Linked DNA regions of Homo sapiens: regions 1 and 3 are each linked to region 2. A link is a loop called in an ENCODE intact Hi-C map of the cell type or tissue named here. Cell type or tissue: endothelial cell of umbilical vein. All regions are shown on one strand.

Region 1 (2,500 bases), 99 kb before region 2:
TCACATCATTCTCCTGCCTCAGCCTCCCGAGTAGCTGGGACCCACCACTATGCTCAGCTAATTTTTTGTATTTTTAGTAGAGACGGGGTTTCACCGTGTTAGCCAGGATGGTCTCGACCTCCTGAACTCGTGATCCACCCACCTCAGTCTCCCAAAGTGCCGGGATTCCAGAAGTGAGCCACCGCACCCGGCCGTCTGTTTTTTTAGATGGAGTCTCTCTCTGTCTCCCAAGCTGAAGTGCAGTGACGCAATCTCGGCTCACTGCAACCTCCGCCTCCCGGGTTCAGGTGATTCTCCTGCCTCAGCCTCCCGAGTAGCTGGGATTACAGGTACCCACCACCACACCCACCTGATTTTTGTATTTGTAGTAGAGATGGGGTTTCACTGTGTTGGCCAGGCTGGTCTCAAACTCCTGACCTCAGGTGATCCACCCACCTCAGCCTCCCAAAGTGCTGGAATTAAAGGCATGAGCCACCACACATAGCCTATAATTACTTATATAGAAAGATATGACACTCTGTTAACAAAAAAAAAAAAGTAGAAATCAACACACAGGGCATCTTCTGGGAATGGAACAGCACATATATCAAGTTTCAATACGTAGTAATGATAGCTTATCAAATCTGTACTTTAAAGATGGTTCATCAATAAATGGTACTTGGGAATGACATAAAAATGAATGCTAAGTTATATCCCAACTGGATTAAAGAGTTGAGATTTAAACAACTGGGCTAGGAAAGAACCAGAAAATATACATAAGAATTTTTATATCCTAAGGGTCTAAGCATGACACTAAAAGGAGAATTCACAAAGACAAAAATTACTAGGTCTTAAAGAAAAAAGCTGTGAGCCTTATACTATCAGATTTTACAACTTAAAATTAACCCCTACGAGCCTTCTAGTTTCCAATGCAGCAAGAAAGTTGCTTGGAAGTCATCACTGTGTCTTAACAAGTAAAAAGCTGAACAAATTGAAAAATCAACAACTGTTCTTAGATCCATCAGAGAAGTGAGGTCACAGGGCAAACCTGCTGTCCCCATAATTGGAGGGAAAAACAGGCAGGCACAGAGAATCACAACTTAACAGGAGCAGAAACCTCCACAGAGACCAGCGCCAACACAGGGAAACTGAACTGTAATTGACGAAGTGCTGGAGGCTCAGTGTGGACAAGTCTGACACATAAAAATTCCAGACAGATCCAGTCATTAGGGGCCCTACACTTTTGTGAGTTTTACCTACTGGAGCTCTGCCAGATTCTCACAGTGAATATACAGGGGGAAATCCCTTGTGCTTCTGGTAAGGGGAGGGAAACAGGAACCATTTGACATGTGTCAGAGCATTGTGTTGATAACAAGGTCTGCTCTCAGGAGAACCGATTTAACCAGAACCTAACTTGCTTGGTTTTATCAGAGCCTAACTAACCAAGTGGAAGAGAAATACCCAACTCCAGCCAGCGCCGGCCTTCCATGTAAGAAAAGGGAAATAGCCAACTGCAGCACACTCTAGCCAACCTGTCCCAACGGGGAAGAAAAAACTGAGAAGTATTTGTGAAGTTCACAGTCCAGGGGTACAGCCTCACTAAAAGACTGAGACCTAGACTGGGCGCAGTGGCTCACACCTGTAATCCCAGCACTTTGGGAGGCCAAGGCAAGTGGATCATTTGAGGTTAGGAGTTCAAGACTAGCCTGCCCAACATGGTAAAACCCCGTCTCTAGTAAAAATACAAAAATTAGTGGAGCATGGTGGCAGGTGCCTATAATCCTAGCTACTTGGAAGGCTGAGGCAGGAGAATTGCTTGAACCTGGGAGGCAGAAGTTGCAGTGAGCCGAGATCGTGCCACTGCACTCCAGCCTGAGTGACAGAGCAAGACTCCGACTCAAAACAAAACAAAACAAAACAAAACACTGAGACCTAATCATAAGACTACAGAATGCTTCCCTTCCCCATATACCATACCATCACATTATTAAAGGTCTAGTGAGAGCAGTTCCTTTTACCCAGGATATCACATTCAGTAACAAGAAGTTACAAGGCACACTAAAAGGCAAAAAGCAAAGTTTAAAGAGATAGCACAAGCATCCAAACCAGGCTCTGACACGGCAGGGATGTTGGGATAACCCGACCAGATGCAAAGGGCTCCAGTGGATAAAGTACACAGCACACAAGAACAGATGGACAATGTAAACAGAGATCAAAATCCTAAGAAAGAACAAAACCGAAATGCTGGAGCTCTAAAACACTCTAACTTTGGAAATGAAGAATGGCCTTGAGACTAGACATGGCTGAGGACGAAATCTCTGAGTTTAAGGATTCTCAACAGAAACCTCTAAAACTGAAAAGCAAAATGAAAAAAGACTGAAATAAACCAGAATGGAATATTCAGGAGCTGTGGGATAACTACAAAGGGTGTAATGTATGTGTAACAGGAATACCAAGAGGAAAACAAAGAGAGAAAAGAACAAAAGTAGTATTTGAACAAATAATGACTCAGGATTTCCCC
Region 2 (2,500 bases):
CCACAAAACATCACAAGCTTATTTGCTTAACCCAAAGGCCAGATAAATCCAAAACTGGACCGAGGTCCATGACACTGGCCTCTGACCACTATGCCCAAAGCTCCACAGACACCCTCTTGGGGTTTTAAACAGAGACTTCTGGCCCCTACAAAATGAACAGACTCCAAAGGACGGCCATGGAATACTGTCTCTGTCCCTTCACTAGAGAAAGTATCTATTATAAAATGTGAGTGTTGCAACCCCAGAGTCAGTCATAAGGGCTATGATTAAAGGTCTTGAGCACTCAGGACAAACAAAATTCATCACTCCTTCCCTCTAAGGCAGCTCACTCCTAACCTCCATATGCAGTAGTAATTTCGTTTCTGAAAAGAAATGTAATGGTTTATAACACTCCGCAAGGGAGTTTAATGCACCATTCAAATTCTAACTCTAATCTGCTAGGTGTAGACATTGTTTACTCTCTGCCCAGAATGTAACAATATAACAACCATGTAAGATCCATATATTTTTGTGTATTTATTCATTTATAGCTGTTACATGGCCTAAACAGAAATAAATAAGATCCCAGAATCAGCCAACCTTGATTTCTTCCTCTCCTGTACCATCCCATTTAAAGATGAGTGGCCAAGTTCTGTAACCACATAACTAGCCCAATCTGGTTCAATTATGTGCAGTAAACTAGTAAGTTGTATTTCAGTTGCCATGAACCCCCAGGTTGTAGGTCAGGTAACTCGAGCACAGATGAACCCAGTGTGCCCAACGCGTGATACCAGAGGCAATCAGAACTAAAAAGTCAACCACAAGCAGAACCAAAGGGCTCTGATCAGGGAAAAGAAAGAATTAAGAAGCAAGCCTCGGCATCACCTCAGGGCATGAGCCAATCAGATCATGTCTTGGCATCACCCCACGGCATGCTCCAATCAAATCACACCTCCTGGCGTCACTTCGTTGCAAGATCCAATCAGATCACACTTCACTAATTATATTGCCTCATGGTAATCCCTCTGCCTATAAAACCTGCCCCAGCCTCCAGCTCAGGGAGACAGATTTGAGTGTTTCTTCCTATCTCCTTGCCAGTCGACTCCCAGTAAAGCCTTTCTTTTTTCAAAAGCCAGTGCCACAGTATTGGCTTCTATATACATCCAGCAGTGAGCCCACTGCCCAGTAAAACAGTTCTAGGGTTTCATTTCCCAACATAACTGTTCTCTCCACCTACAATGCCACCGTTCTTGTCCACGGTCTTGCTTTCTCCTAAGGGACGACGGCAAAAGCCAAACTAAATGGCCTCCCTGTCTCCAACCTCTACTTCCACTCCTCCCATCTCCCATACCCATCACACTTGCGTTGAAAGAAAACTCATATCCTCGCCAAGCTGCAGTGGTCTGACATGCAAACAGGAAAGTCAATTATGAGCTAACTTCCTAAGCACTTATGAAAATGGCAATGAATACACAAAACATTCTTTATAAACTGACAGGACTACATGAATCTTATAGAATAACAGGTATAAAGCAGTGTTACTAATGTTTTTTATTTGTTTTTGTTTTAAATATCATATAATACTGGTTGGGTGCAGTGGCTCATGCCTGTAAACCCAGGACTTTGGGAGGCCAAGGCAGGAAGACTGGTTGAGCCGAGGAGTTGGAAACCAGCCTGGGCAACATAGTGAGATCCCAGCTCTACAAAAAAAAATTTTTTTTAATTAGCCAGGTGTGGTGGCACGTGCCTGTCATCCGAGCCACTTGGGAGGCTGAGGTGGCAGAATCACTTGAGCCCAGGAGTTCAAGGCTGTGGTGAGCTATGATCACACCACTGCACTCTAGCCTGGGTTACAAAGCAAGACCCTGTCTCTAAAAATAAAAAAATTTAAAAAAAATCATACAATACCACTTAATTCATTTTGATACCATCATCCCAGAAACCACAGTACCATCCAATTTTGCCTAGGATAAAAACAAGGCCGAAAACTGATTTGCTGAAGACTTTAAGGTAAAATGCTATACAGTCGGAAACTGATAAACAGGAGTTTTACAACAAACAAGCTTTTTCTTACCAAAACATACATTTCTCCTGGGAAAGAGTCTTTCTGATTGTTTGATCCTTTTTTACCATCAGGTGATTCCTTTTCTTATCAATTCCTATAGAAAAGGTTGACTAGGCCAGTTGTGGTGGCTCACGTCTGTAATCCTAGCACTTTGGGAGGTGGAGGTGGGTGGATCACCTGAGGTCAGGAGTTTGAGACCAGTCTGGCCAACATGGCAAAACCCCATTTCTACTAAAAATACAAAAATTAGCCAGGCATGGTGGCAAAGGCCTATAATTTCAGCTACTGGGGAGGCTGAGGCACAAGAATCACTTGAATCCAGGAGGCAGAGGTTGCAGTGAGCCGACATGGTGCCACTGCACTCCAGCCTGGGCAACAGACTCTGTCTCAAAGAAAAGAAAAAGAAAAGATTGGCTATAGAATGCCCAAATTCTCCAGAGGTCATTTTTCTAGACA
Region 3 (2,500 bases), 1.0 Mb before region 2:
CCATTGTGGAAGGCAGTGTGGCAATTCCTCAAGGATCTAGAGCCAGAAATACCATTTGATCCAGCAATCCCATTACTGGGTATGCACCCAAAGGAATATAAATCATTCTATTATAAAGATACATGCACACGTATGTTTATTGCAGCACTATTCACAATAGCAAAGACATGGAACCAACCCAAATGCCCATCAATGATAGACTGGATAAAGAAAATGTGGTACATATACACACCATGGAATACTATGGAGCCATAAAAAGGAACAAGATCATGTCATTTGCAGGGACATGGATGAAGCTGGATGCCATCATCCTCAGCAAACTAACGCAGAAACAGAAAACCAAACTCCGCATGTTCTTACTCATAAGTAGGAGCTGAACAATGAGAACACATGGACACAGGGAGAGGAACAACACACACCGGGCCCTGTTGGGGGTGGGGGCGAGGGAGGGGAGAGCATCAGAATAAATAGCTAGTGCATGCTGGGCTTATTACCTAGGTGATGGGTTGATAGGTGCAGCAAACCACCATGGTGTACATTTACCTATGTAACAAACCTGCACGTTTTGCACATGTATCCTGGAATTTAAAGCAAAATAAAATAAAAAAGAAAAGAAAAGAATAGGCAGAATGGTATTTCTAGGGCAGTTACAGTGGGCAGTGTTGGATGGCGGAGGACGTGGCCCTGTCCTTGGTACACACAGGTGTGAGGGGATAAGGTACATTCTACGATGCTGGCTGTAGCAGAGGCTAGCCAAGGTCACCTTTCTCTTTTTAAATTTTATTTTATTTTATTTTAGACTCAGGGGCAGCATGTGCAGGTTCGTTACATGGATATATTGTATCCTAGTGAGGTGCAAAGGTCACCTTTCTTTGGTTTTGGCTGCAAAATTATTAACGCAGCCCTGTAGTCATACGTGTTGCCTCAGCCGACCTCACTGTACCTGGAATTCTGATTTTTTTTTTCCAAAAGGAAAAACGTTCAATGTTATTTTATTAAATGCAGAAGATAAAACGTTTCGCAGCACCGGGTCCAAGGAAGTGCAATACAACAGCAAAATGCAATGGCCGCAGCAGCTCAGTGATGGGCCGAGACTCGTCCCGTGTGGCGGAGATGCTGGCATCCCCCCTGTGGCTCCAAGCGCTGAGCTTGGCGGCGGGGACCTGGCGGCCCCGGCTCGGCTCGGGACAGGCAGGTGTGGGGAGCCGGCGGGTTGGAGGGCGTTTTGACGCTAGAGGGCGCTCGGTGCCCGGCGAGGGAGGCGGCCCAGGCCGGCGGGGGAGCGCGCGCCTCTGCACTTGCACCCAGCTCTCCGCTGCCTCCTGCCCTGTCTGCTCCCCAGCTCAGGACACTGTGGTCACAGCAATAGGAGCGGCGGTGCCTGGGCCGCTCCGAACCTAGGTCACCTGCTGGAGGAGGGAGAGGTCGCCTGCTGCTCTGCAGGAGGGCTTCCGTCTGCAAGGTGAGCTGGGCTGGCTGCAGCGCCTCCTCCTCCTTGCAGCCCTCCCTGCTACACCCCGGGCATTTCTTGCAAGCTCTCTGCCAACGCGTAAGACACCTGGGAGAACTAGGAGTTCATCCCCGGGGCCTGATGTGTCCAGGCTGTTGGTGTGGAAAGGAGTCTGTGCCAACAGACACCCGGGGTCACTGCCACCCCGGAAGCTGCTCTCACCCTTCCGAGGACCGGGAAAGCAAGTGTCCAGCAATGGGGAGCCTCTCCATTAGCCCGGCGGCCTCCTTGACTGCCAATCAGCAAGCCTGAGAGGTAGTGCCAGCAGAAGAACCGTTCGGGGGGCCGGGGGGTGCACCTCCAGCTCGGCCAGTCCTGAGAAGGGGCAGCTGTGGTAGCCAGGGCAAGTCACCCATCTTTCTGCAGTTCAGACCTCACCTGCAAAGTCTTAATTTTAGGATAGGATTTTCTAGATTGCTAGGGAAAAATATCTATGAAAATAAAGCCGATCTAAGGAGAAAAGGGAAAGAAGAAATAAAAAAAGCAAGGGAGAAATGGGAGGGCAGGAAGGGGGAGAAATGGAGGATGTCTCTGTCTCTGTCAAAAACCTAACTTTTGTCAAGATCATCATCCCTGGGCCCTCTCCTTAGTGCCAACCACTGGCATTTTAAATTTTGTTTGTTTATGTTAGAAATGGGGTCTTGCCGTGTTGCCCAGGCTGGACTTGAACTCCTAGGCTCAAGCAATCCCCCTACCTTAGCCTCCCTAGTAGCTGGGACTACAGGTGCACACCACCATCCCCAGCTTCTTTCTCTTTTTTTTCCTTCCTTCCTTCCTTCCTTCCTTTCCTTTCCTTCTCTTTCTTTTTCTTTTCTTCGTCTTTTCTTTCCTTCTCTTCTTTTCTTTCTATTCTTTCTTTATTTTCATTTTCTTTTCTTTCTTTCCTTTCTCTTTTTCTTTCCCTTTCTTTCTCCCCCTTTCCTTTCTCTCTCTCTGTCTCTGTCTTCTCTTTATTTTTTCTCTTTCCTTTCTTTCTTTCTTTCTCTTTTT

What was found. Peaks named below come from ENCODE experiments on the same cell type or tissue, not always from the same donor. Only the 100,000 strongest peaks of a DNase experiment are listed, where the experiment ranks them.
Region 1: a loop joins it to region 2, with 4 times the contacts of the local background. A loop is called at or near these places in 3 of 110 quality-filtered maps.
Region 3: it touches region 2 in a loop (13-fold over the local background); 11 of 110 quality-filtered maps call a loop at or near these places.

The regions. Positions count from the first base shown.
Region 1 is chr7:72,681,692-72,684,191 of GRCh38, forward strand. All of the region lies in intron 11 of TYW1B (tRNA-yW synthesizing protein 1 homolog B), which reads right to left. Among named protein-coding and RNA genes, the nearest start is that of MIR4650-2, 15 kb to the right of the region's middle. RefSeq lists an enhancer at 1,103-1,252. In endothelial cell of umbilical vein, no CTCF peak of the experiment used is centred here; DNase peaks (open chromatin) are centred at 899, 1,240, 1,970 and 2,490; H3K27ac peaks cover 2,134 bases.
Region 2 is chr7:72,780,438-72,782,937 of GRCh38, forward strand. The region is part of intron 6 of TYW1B (tRNA-yW synthesizing protein 1 homolog B); the gene reads right to left. Among named protein-coding and RNA genes, the nearest start is that of TYW1B, 47 kb to the right of the region's middle. In endothelial cell of umbilical vein, no CTCF peak of the experiment used is centred here; a DNase peak (open chromatin) is centred at 1,404; H3K27ac peaks cover 764 bases.
Region 3 is chr7:71,751,050-71,753,549 of GRCh38, forward strand. No RefSeq gene overlaps it. Among named protein-coding and RNA genes, the nearest start is that of MIR3914-1, 440 kb to the left of the region's middle. RefSeq lists silencers at 1,166-1,245, 1,286-1,355. In endothelial cell of umbilical vein, a CTCF peak has its summit at 1,209 (motif pointing right); no DNase peak of the experiment used is centred here.